Linked DNA regions of Homo sapiens: region 2 is linked to region 1. A link is a contact called in ENCODE Hi-C or POLR2A ChIA-PET data. All regions are on one chromosome and are shown on one strand. The core of a region is the stretch at or near the end of the contact, and the rest is flanking DNA. Distances in the headings are between cores, read along the strand shown.

Region 1 (5,151 bases), core at 1,264-3,763:
GGTACGTGGTTTTGAATCCCGGCTCTGCCACCTCCTGGCTGTGTGACCTCGGGCAGATCCTTTTCTGTCTCTGTGCTTCAGTTTCTTCACCTGTAAAATGAGGATGACACAGTAATATCTCATGCAGTTGCTATAAAGTTCAAGTGAGATCATATAGTCAGAGCCTGAGAACAGCATCTGACACATAAGAAAGTACCACAGAAGTGTTCATCAGAAGTTCTCCTTACACAAACAGCTAATATTTGGGGAGTGTAGAGCTGCTGCTGGTAAAGTGCACCATTTCTGACTTAGGGCAGTAGACAGTAAATGGTAGCTGGCACTGTTGTTTTGATTATTTGATGATGATGTTAATAATGGGCATAATAATAGATCTGGAGGTGGCATTTGTTTTGGAGATTAATTTCTCTTTATTAAAATATGTTTTTATTGTCTGTGTTCATGGGGTAAAATGGCAGTGTTGCCACATTGATGTATTGCATTGTGGTGAAGTCAGGACCTTCATTGCATCCATCACTGGAGTAATGCGCACTGGACCCACCAAACACCCTCCCATCATCCACCCCCTCCAAGTCCACCACCCCTCCCAGTCTCATTGTCCATCATCCCACACTCTGCTGCCATGTGCACATGTTATTTAGCTCCTGCTTATGAGAATATGCAGTAAGTGTCTGAGTTATTTCACTTAAGATAATCGTCCCCATGTTGCTGCAAAATACATGATTTCCTTCTTTTTTAGTGCTGAATACTATGCCATCGTGTGTATACATGTCATCTTCTTTATCTAGTCCTCTGTTGGTGGACACTTAGGCCGATTCCATGTCTTTGCTATTGTGAATAGTCCCGCAGTAAGCATGCGAGTGCAGCTATCTTATGATATAATGGTTTCTTTTGGAGATGAGTTTCTTAGGACAGAAACTTTTGGGCAACTTGATAGCATCCAGCAGGATTCTAGTGTTCAAATTCACCTGTTGCCTTCGTTGGACTTTCCTAGGCCAAGCCCAGCATTCGGTGCTTCATTAAACCCACCGAGACACTCGAGCGGTCCCTTGAGATGAACAAGCACAAGGGCAAGAGGCGGGTGCAAAAGAGACCCAACTACAAAAACGTTGGGGAAGAAGAAGATGAGGAGAAAGGGCCCACCGAGGATGCCCAAGAAGACGCCGAGAAGGCTAAAGGTACAGAGGGTGGTTCAAAAGGCATCAAGACGAGTGGGGAGAGTGAAGGTGAGTGTCCCCATGAACGCCGCCCTGTGCCTGCGCCGCCAGCCAGCCCGCCAGCGAGGCTGCCACCTGTGCCCTCTCCACCCAGACTTCTGCTCCCCACAGTGTCCAGCCAGTGATTCGATTCCTACCTCACACTGGCGTACCTCATTCTATACAGCCCTGCCACTCGGAGGCTGCTGTAGGTGTATGTCATATGCAGGTCCAGGGCAAGTCCCGCCCTCATGGGATGGGTGACCTGGGGCCAGTTTTCCTCACCTATTAAAGGAGGGTAACAAATAGTACCTACTTTGTAGTGTTCATACAAGAATTAAATGAGCGAATATGTGCAATGTGCTCCAAACAGTGCCTGGCCCATTCTAAATGCTGCAAAGGCTTCGATGCTGCAGAAGTGTTCGTCATTATTATGACAGTAGGAGCAGCATGGAATTATTATTATCTTTATCCTTATTACTGATATAATTATTCCCAATAACCTGGGGTTATGATTTGCATCCTGTGCACTGCGGGAAGAAAGAGGATTTGTGTTTAATGAAATGATATGCTTGTAGGCCGAGTGCAGTGGCTCACACCTTAATCCCAGCACTTTGGGAAGCCAAGGTGGGAGGATCACTTGAGCCCAGGAGCTTGAGACCAGCCTCACCAACATGACGAGATCCTGTCTCTACAAAAAAAAAAAAAAAAAAAGTGTTTAGTATTTTTAAAATACTGAAAAATCAAATATAATTCTCTCAATTCTTACGTTAAGGTTTTTTAAGTCCTGTCTGTTTAGAATGAGGTGCACTCGTGTGTAGTACGTATGTGCTCTGTAAGCAAAATCATTCATTCCTCCTTTTGCCCTTTTTGGGAATTCTGGTCAATTTTTCACCTCCCTCTCGTTGAGATGCTAAAACCTTCTTGAATTGGAGATCATTTACTCTTGGGATTAAGCAGAATGGAACTGCCCTATTGCTTGTGTCATGGGCCAGGCTCACAGCCACACAGCTGGGGTCTCTGCCCGTCGTCCTGGGCACTGGGGCTGGGGGCAGCGGGAAGTGATGGGGAGCTTGATACTTGGTAGAAGTGGAGCTGGGGCTCTTCTCAGGAAGGTCTGGCCACACTTTCTGGAATGAACTTGGCATCTCCTCAGCAGTCTGGTTGCAGTCTCTGTGGGTGTGGGGAACACTTCCTGTGAGCCCTCCTCCTGGGCCTTGGGCTCACAGTGGCTGCTCTGAAACCACCTCTCCACAGCCCTGTCAGCAAGGACTGCGTGAGCTTCCCAGTCCAGGGCATCTGAAGCTGTAACACAGAGCCACTCGTTCAGTGACTGGGAGCTCATTTGCTTTTGGGAGTTGCCTGAGATTCTGCAGCCAAAGAATGCCTCCGCCACCACCTTGCTTGCTCCATCATGACTTTCTTGGCAGTTGTCAGTGAATACCATGATCACATTTCAACAAGCGTAACCAAAATGTCTCTCTGGTGCCACCGAGACCTCTTTTTATGGTTGAGATCTCCAGCCTCCTCTTATTTCTGTTTAAAGTGTGCAATAGGTGTTTTGGTTTAGGAATTCATTTTTGGCCTGGGAAGCCTTTGCCAATAAATATCACTGTGGTGGGGAGGGGAAGGCCAAACCCAAGGTAAGCCATGCTAATTTGCTTATTGGGGTCATTCTGATTATTTTGTTGTTAATGCTGAAGAAAAATGTCTGCCTAATCCCTAGGTTTAGTTGTTCTGTTGCCACACTGGGGGAGAAATGGACATCTTCACCTCATTTTGTGCATTGTGTTCTCATCGATTTTGTTTTGGAAAGATGCTACCTCTTTCATTCCAGTCCTTTTAAGGATGCTCTCTAACCAGGCCTCAGCTGTGACTAACAGTGGTGTGGATCAGACAGGCTTAGCCCCAAAATCACAATCAAATTAGTCAGCCAGCCAGCCCAGTCCTGGCACACAGGGGCTTCAGGCCAGTTCTGCAGGCTGCTGTTTCAGCTTGAACTGCTTGAATTAGAGTAGGGGCTCCTGGAAGCTGTGCCCAGCTGCCCTGGGCAGGGTACAAGGGAACGAATTTCTGCCACGTCCAAAAGCCTGTTTTCCAGGTGGTTACTTAGCCAGATCGTGCCACACAGGACCCAGGAATCTCCCCAGAGGCTTTGCTTGAACAGTTGGTGCTTCAGGGCTCAGTCACACATGGCTCTCAATGACCTGTGCAATTTTGATGCCCTCCTAATTTCTTGAGCACATTAGTCATTTCAAAATATGATGGATCTGTCATTTTGTCACTCAGCTCACCATAAATACATACAACTTTCATAGACCGGTCCTGCCAGGCAACAGCACTTGTATTCTGGAGCTTTCTGAATTATATATTTGCTCTCTTGATTATTTGTAAATGTGAAGGTGCAGTTGGTGGGTGTTCTCTCCTTAGACGGTATCTGTGTTTGGATGAAACTGCACAGCTGTTAATTCCTGTGAGTCGGAAGGGTGTCAGGCACATTTCTTCATTCACATTGCATACCAGAGAACAGTGTAGATGCTGGGCAGTGCCTAGAAGATGCGAGATCTGACTCGCAGTCATGTCTCAGCATCTAGGTTTATTGTGTGTCTTGGATGGCCTCTTGAAGCTCTGGACCTCATTGTTCCTGTCTGGAAATTTCTGAATATAGAAAATATAATTCACATGATGACTTTTTTTTTTTTTAAGTGAAGATACGTTGATATTTGCGATTGCAAGATTTAGAAATCCAACTCAGACTGGCTTAAGCAAAGAGGGTGTTTATTGTTCATGTTCCTGGGAAGCTTGGACAGGGCTGGGCCCAGGTGCGCTCACATCGTCCCAGCTTGGCCAGCAAGTGGAGAGGGGGCTTCTCCTTCCCAGTGGCTGCCACTGAAGTCCTGGGGCCAATGCTTGTGGGTACTGTGGGCCTGACTTGGGTCCTCTTCCCACCCCCAGAGATATTCTGGACCGATTGGCCTGGCCCGCATGACAAATCTATGCTACAGTGGCTCCCTCAGTAAAAAATGAGATGCGTTTATCAGAAGCAAGGGGCAGGGATGCTGGGCCAGCAGAAATAGCAGATTTCCCCCTAGAAAGTCACACTGTATTTCTGGGTACTCCCCTTCTCTCTCAAGGCCATCTTCTGCCATCCTATTTTGAGATAGACATGCGGCTCTTTTCTCTTCCACATTATTTCTTCTCTAGAAGCTCCTTTCATTGTCCCTAGATCCACGGACTTATCGACAGATGGACATGGTGACTCTTAAGGAAAGAGATGCTGACACTCTGCCTCTGCATACCCTGCCAATCCCATTTTAGTAGTGAAATTTTGACTTTAAAAGACGGGGAAAATACAGGAGTAAAAAAGGCATGTGGTCACGAGGCACAGTTTTGCCATGACCCAATTTGGATATGGCATTAGTGTGTATTGTTTTGTTGTTGTTGTTGTTATTTTTTATAAATGCAGCACCCAGAATTCACACCTCCTCCAGATTTAAGCTCAGACAAGGAAGTTGTGTGAAATGAATGTGCACCCCTAACCCATCCACTCCCTTCCCCAGTCTACAGAGGAATTTGCTCTGCCTCAGGTCCCAAGTAATGGGTGACTCATTCTGCAACCAAGAAATCACAGGGCCCCTAAATTTGCAGAAATTAAATACTAAAAAAAGAAGGATATCATCGTCCCTGTAGGCAAAGAAGCATTCACTCTGCCCAGGAAGGCAGACTTCCTAGGGTACGTGCTTGTTTTTTAGCTTGCCCTTGAGTCTGAAAGGACAGTTATCTCTTTTGGAATTTACTTAGAGCAGTAACTTAATAAGCATATCCTAGGGACTGAATCCTTCAAACTCCTCATGTAAAAATAGGGCTGGACTACTGTTTTTTTGCCTATGGAAAAAGTAATTGCCCGGACTCACCTTCAAAGCCTACTCATTTGTTGAAATTCCAGCAAGGGCATGAA
Region 2 (5,151 bases), core at 1,032-3,531, 75 kb after region 1:
TCAGATTAGGCAGAAACGCTGAAAAGTATTGTGACCTTGAATCCTAAATCCCCGTTAAAGTTGAGGCTTAGGAAGCACCTGAAATCACAAGGACTGATCATTAGAATCTATTTAAAAACAAAGAGCAGGGCCGGGCACAGTGGCTTAGGCCTGTAATCCCAGGACTTTGGGAGGCTGAGGCGGGAGGATCACTTGAGCCTAGGAGTTCAAGACCAGCCGAGGCAACATGGAGAGACCTTTTCTCTACTAAAAAGGTCGGGCGTGGTGGCTCATTCCTGTAATCCCAGCACTTTGGGAGGCTGAGGCGAGCGGATTGCCTGAAGTCAGGAGTTGGAGACCAATCTGATTGACATGGTGAAACCCTGTCTCTCCTAAAAATACAAAAAAATTAGCCGGATGTGGTGGCATGCGCCTGTAATCCCAGTTACACCGGAGACTGAGGCAGGGGAATTGCTTGAACCAGGGAGGTGGAGGTTACAGTGAGCCAAGATTGTGCCACTGCACTCCAGCCTGGGTGACAGAGTGAGACTCTGTCTCAAAAAAAAAAAAAAAAAAGAAAGAAAAGAAAAAACATTAGCCAGGCGTAGTGGCGTGTGCCTGTAGTTTCAGCTACTTGGGAGGTTGAGGCGGGAGGATCACTTGAAACCTGGGGAGATTGAGGCTGTAGTGAGCTGTGATCGAGCCACTGCACTTCAGCCTAGGGGACAACGTGAGACCCTGTCAAAAACAAAAAGAGCAAAATCCTGATTTAAGACTTAAGAACTCTGGTGGAGGGTGTGAGGGGTCTCTGTATTGCTGGTGACCAGCACAATGCGTGGTGCTGCAGGCGGCCTGGACAGATTTTTCAAATGAATGTCAAATGTTGTTCATACTTCTAAACTTTTAAGAAATGTACAGAATATGGCTAGGCGCGGTGGCTCATGCCGGTAATCCCAGCACTTTGGGAGGCTGAGGCAGGCGGATCACTTGAGGCTAGGAGTTATGACTAGCCTGGCCAACATGGTGAAACTCCATCTCTACAAAAAAAAACGTGTGTGTGTGTGTGTGTGTGTGTGTGTGTGTGTGTGTGTGTGTGTTTAGAGAAATGTACAGAATACTGAGCTTGGGACATGTAAAAGCATAAATTTTCATTTTTACTTTGACCTGCCTGAAAATAGAAGTGAAAATGTGTTTGCCACAGGGGAACCGCTCTAGGGGCATCTGATTTGCTCCTAGGCCAGGCCAGGACAGAGCTGTGACCAAGCGTGAGGGTGGGTGGTGCGAAGGCCCTGTGGTTTCTGGCCCAGCAGGACTTTGAAAACAATCTGTACCCAGACCTCACTCCAGAAGGTTCTGAGTCACTGGCTCCGGGGTGGGGCCCTGACATCTATATTTTCAAATGCTCCCTAAAGGATTCCATTGCATAGCCAGTGTTGAGAACCATGGGATTAGACAGAGTGAGGAATGTTCTGGAACTCAGCACTCAGTGTCTGCTTTGCTGCTTTCCATGAATTCTAGTTCCCTCTAGGAACTCTCCTTGCCCACCTGCTAATCAGCCAGAGGCCATCAGGAAGGCTGGCTTTGGTAGCATGGTACAGCAGTCACATCTCTCTAAGTTCCAAAGTCAGTTTCTCAGGTGGAAACCACCTGCCGTCCCAGTCACCCTCACAGATCCCTCATGGGTGAATGACATTTCTCAATGAGGAGTGGGTCCGGCACAGCCAGTCTGAACTGCAGGGCTGCAGTAGACCCCGTCGTTGAGCAGGTTTTAGAGGAAGAGGTTGGCCATGTCAGATGAAATCCTGGTTTCTTTACCAGGGAGAATCATGCTGGGCACTTTGAGGGGCGCTCAAGGGATAGGCAGGAAGAGCCAAGCCCATGAGGGAGGCAGATTCCCATCTGCCCCTAAGGTTCCCTCATGGGTCTGGCAGCCCGAGAGGCCTGTGGTATTTAAGCTGTTTACGCTTCTCTCCCTCTCCTCTCCACTTTCCTGCATCCGTGTAGTTGAGTTTGTGGAAGTTAAGCTTGCATACAGTGTGCCTCTACCTGACTTGAAGACAAATCACTTGCCCTCTCGAGCCTTGGGCACCTGTCTTGAGAGGAAGGGCCTGCGTAATAGGTTGGGCCTCCTGGATGCTCCCCAGCCCTGCAGCCCTGCAGCCCCACACACAGCTACATGTGTGCTCAGAAGGTAGCTGAACCCATTCTGTGCTTGGCCTTGTGTATAATCACTTGCATGGGCTAGGCAGGAGATTCCCTTGCAGAACTTGAAACTCCCTGCAGCACTGAAACTCCAGCCATCCCTATCTCTTGTGGTTGTTCTGAACCAGTGCCAGTCTTGGAAATGGCCTGTTTTGTTTCAGGCAGTCATAAAAATGCCTTAGGAGTAGAGACTGTCCAGGCCAGAGTCAGCCAGCCAGACCATGGAGGCTCAGAAGTTGTTGGGGCTGAGCTGGCCTCCCCCAGTCCTCACAACTTTTTAGTCATTTGCTAATAATTAAGAGCCAAAAGTTCTCATCCCATCTTCCCTCCAGCCTTTGGACTGACTGGGATGCCACCATTTTTTATACAAGGTTCAAGGTGAGATAGACTTTCTTTCCTTTTCCTTCCAAATTCTCATGTAGAAAAGCCGCATGCAACTTCCTGGTTTTTCAACTTGGCACATCCACATTATCTTTTTGCATTTATCTTTTTTTTACTACCTATACCCTGGCCTTTGAATTTTATAATACACTTTGCATTTTTCTAAATGCAGTTGGGGTTTTCCAGAGCTGTGCAAAGCCAGGAAATATGCATGTCATTTAAATGACTCCGGTTAACCTTTAGCCTTTAACTGGTTTCTCATAAAACTCGACTCTCTCCCAGCTATGGTTTGCATTCTTCAGAGCAGCAAAACTGATGAACATCTACAGCTTTCACTGTTCCCTGCTGGGCCCCCTTCCCTTTGCTGCCTCCAGTCTGATGAGCCATGCTGGCAGACTCTGGGAAATGTGAGTCCCAAGCAGTGTCTAGCAGAAGGTTCCAGACTAGATTGATGCAGCCCCTGTTGCCACTTCCTGAGGTCTCCCAGGGCCCCTGGCTTCAGCGGCTTCCCTTCCTATCATGGCATCTTGTTCCTATCATAGCACAGTAACCATAATAGATCCCATCTGTTTCCCACCAGAAACACAAGATCCAGACTGCAGATTGCACACTTGACTGTAGACAGGGACTCTGAGTGTTTCCTCACCCACTCCCGTGCGCGTCCATCCATCATTTGCTGAATGGTAGGCACTGTGCTAGCCACCAGAAACACAAGGACAGGACAGAGCCCTCCTCCCTTCAGGCATCTAGCACAGTGATGCACTTCAGCAGGTGGGTGCAGGTGCTCTGCTGGAAACTGCAGGATCAAGAAGAATACAGAGTAGTTGGGCCCTTGCTGGGGGTGGGTGGGTAAACAGGGACAAGAATTGCTTCTGGGCGTCCGAGCCTTTGAGCCAAGGGTTGTTCTGAGCCAGTGTGAAGCAGCAGACAACCTGGGGAAGGGCCTTCCAGGCAGAGGGGGCATCTGCAGTGAAGACACACAGGTATGTTTGGCTACCAGGTCAGTAGCCCGTGTCTGGAACATTGGGCGGTCCATTCGTTTCATATGGCTGCTGCTACACATTTCTACAACACCCAGTTATTCTCTTACAGCTCTGGAGGTTAGAAGTCTGCCACGGGTCTCACTGGGCTAAAGTCTAGGTGTTGGTCCTTCCCGAAATCTCTGGGGAGAATCTGTTTTCTTGCCTTTTCTGGATTCTAAAGGTCGCCTGTGCTTTGGCTTATGGCCCCTCCCTCCATTCTCAAAGCCAGCAGTGGCAGGATGAGTCCTTCTCACACTGCATCACTCTCACCTCCTCGTCTGCCTCACTCTTTCACTTTTAGAACCCCTTCTGATTAGATTGGGCCTGTCCAGGTAATCCAAGATAAGCTCCCCCAGCTCAGGCTCTTTGATTCAGTCACACCCATGAAATCCCTTTTGTAAGGTAGCATGTTCACAGGTTCCAGGGATTAGGTCGTGGGCATCTTTGGGGGCTATTACAGCCCACCCCAGGTGGGATGCAGAAACTGGCAGCAGATGGGGCTGGAAGGGTAGGCAGAGGCTCTGCGGGACACGCTGCAATTGAGGAAGCCTGGAGAACTAAGCAGATGAACAGGCAGGCAGGAGACAGCTACCCCTCAAATGCTCTTCAGTTGTATGGCCTGGGCCCCACCTCCTGCCCTGTCCTTGGCAGATCCCTCTGACCTTGCAGCCCCGGTGCAGGGTGGAGGCATGCCCAGTGGGCCCCTGGGTCTCAGAAACAGCAACCTTTTGTCCTTTTGTCTGGACAAAAGAGCCCCACTTTGTTGGTACAAGTTAAAATTCTTCCCTCAGCCCCCTCTCCACTCTACTCCCATCTCTAGGGTGCCCCTGGTCTGAGCCCGCTGATGTTCCCAGGTTGCCTCCTCTGTCCTGGGCACCCAGCCACATCCTGCCCTTCTTGCCCGTCTTCTCCATTCACCCATGTCCTTGTTGCTGTGGCGCCTCCAGGTAGGGCTCCTCCAGGTAGCCCTGGCTCACGTCTCCCCAAGCTCTCCTTTCCTTTTTGCACTAAAAGGCTCAAAAATCCTCCTCCATGGCCATCTGACCCTTCCACTCCCCTCCCCACCTAGTCACAAGGTACCCACTCCCTGGATTCCTCAAGCCATAGGGCCCTATCATTTCTTACAGGACAGCAGTTCCAAGCCAGGAGAGCATAGGGGTTCTCTCCAGCCAATTTGAGCCAGGAGGAATTTTAACCAAAAGCCCAAGTTGGCTTTTGAAAGAGGCCTTTCTCCAGGAAAGGATTAGAGAGTTCCAGTCATTAAATGGTCCGCTGCAGAACGCTAGTTCTTGACTAAAGTGGTTGGTTTTTAAATGAAATGAAATAAATGTGCCTTTTTGTTTTTTCAATAAATGAGAACAAAAGTAGCCAGGTGTGGTGGCATGCACCTGTAGTCCCAGCTACTTGGGAGGTTGAGGTGGGAGGATCGCTTGAGCTTGGGAGGCAGAGGTTGCAGTGAGCCAAGATGGCACTACTGCACTCCAGCCTGGGCGACAGAGTGAGAATCCGTCTAAAAAAAAGAAGAATATTGTCGACTGTGATGGGAAAACATTCTGATTCAGGCCTC

The links. A loop is a pair of places that touch in the nucleus more often than their neighbours do. ChIA-PET counts read pairs that join two places held with the same protein, here RNA polymerase II (POLR2A). Pooled maps may share reads with other maps.
Region 2: a map of posterior vena cava shows a loop between it and region 1 (1.8-fold over the local background). The contact joins two enhancer-like sites. A Hi-C loop is called at or near these places in 6 of 168 maps with a recorded cell type or tissue (HCT116, MCF 10A, PC-9 and 3 more) and 4 of 50 pooled maps. POLR2A ChIA-PET finds 5 or more read pairs at or near these places in 6 of 52 experiments (AG04449, BJ, activated CD4-positive, alpha-beta T cell and 3 more).

What each region holds. Positions count from the first base shown.
Region 1 is chr16:11,002,083-11,007,233 of GRCh38, forward strand. CLEC16A (C-type lectin domain containing 16A) reads left to right here. Exons shown (of 24, transcript NM_015226.3): 11 at 992-1,223. Among named protein-coding and RNA genes, the nearest start is that of CLEC16A, 60 kb to the left of the region's middle. RefSeq lists a silencer at 3,878-4,114. Within about 2 kb of position 2,514, at least 7 of the 41 ENCODE cell types and tissues checked have a DNase peak (open chromatin) inside an H3K27ac peak, as active enhancers do.
Region 2 is chr16:11,076,935-11,082,085 of GRCh38, forward strand. The region is part of intron 19 of CLEC16A (C-type lectin domain containing 16A); the gene reads left to right. Among named protein-coding and RNA genes, the nearest start is that of CLEC16A, 130 kb to the left of the region's middle. Within about 2 kb of position 2,282, at least 20 of the 41 ENCODE cell types and tissues checked have a DNase peak (open chromatin) inside an H3K27ac peak, as active enhancers do.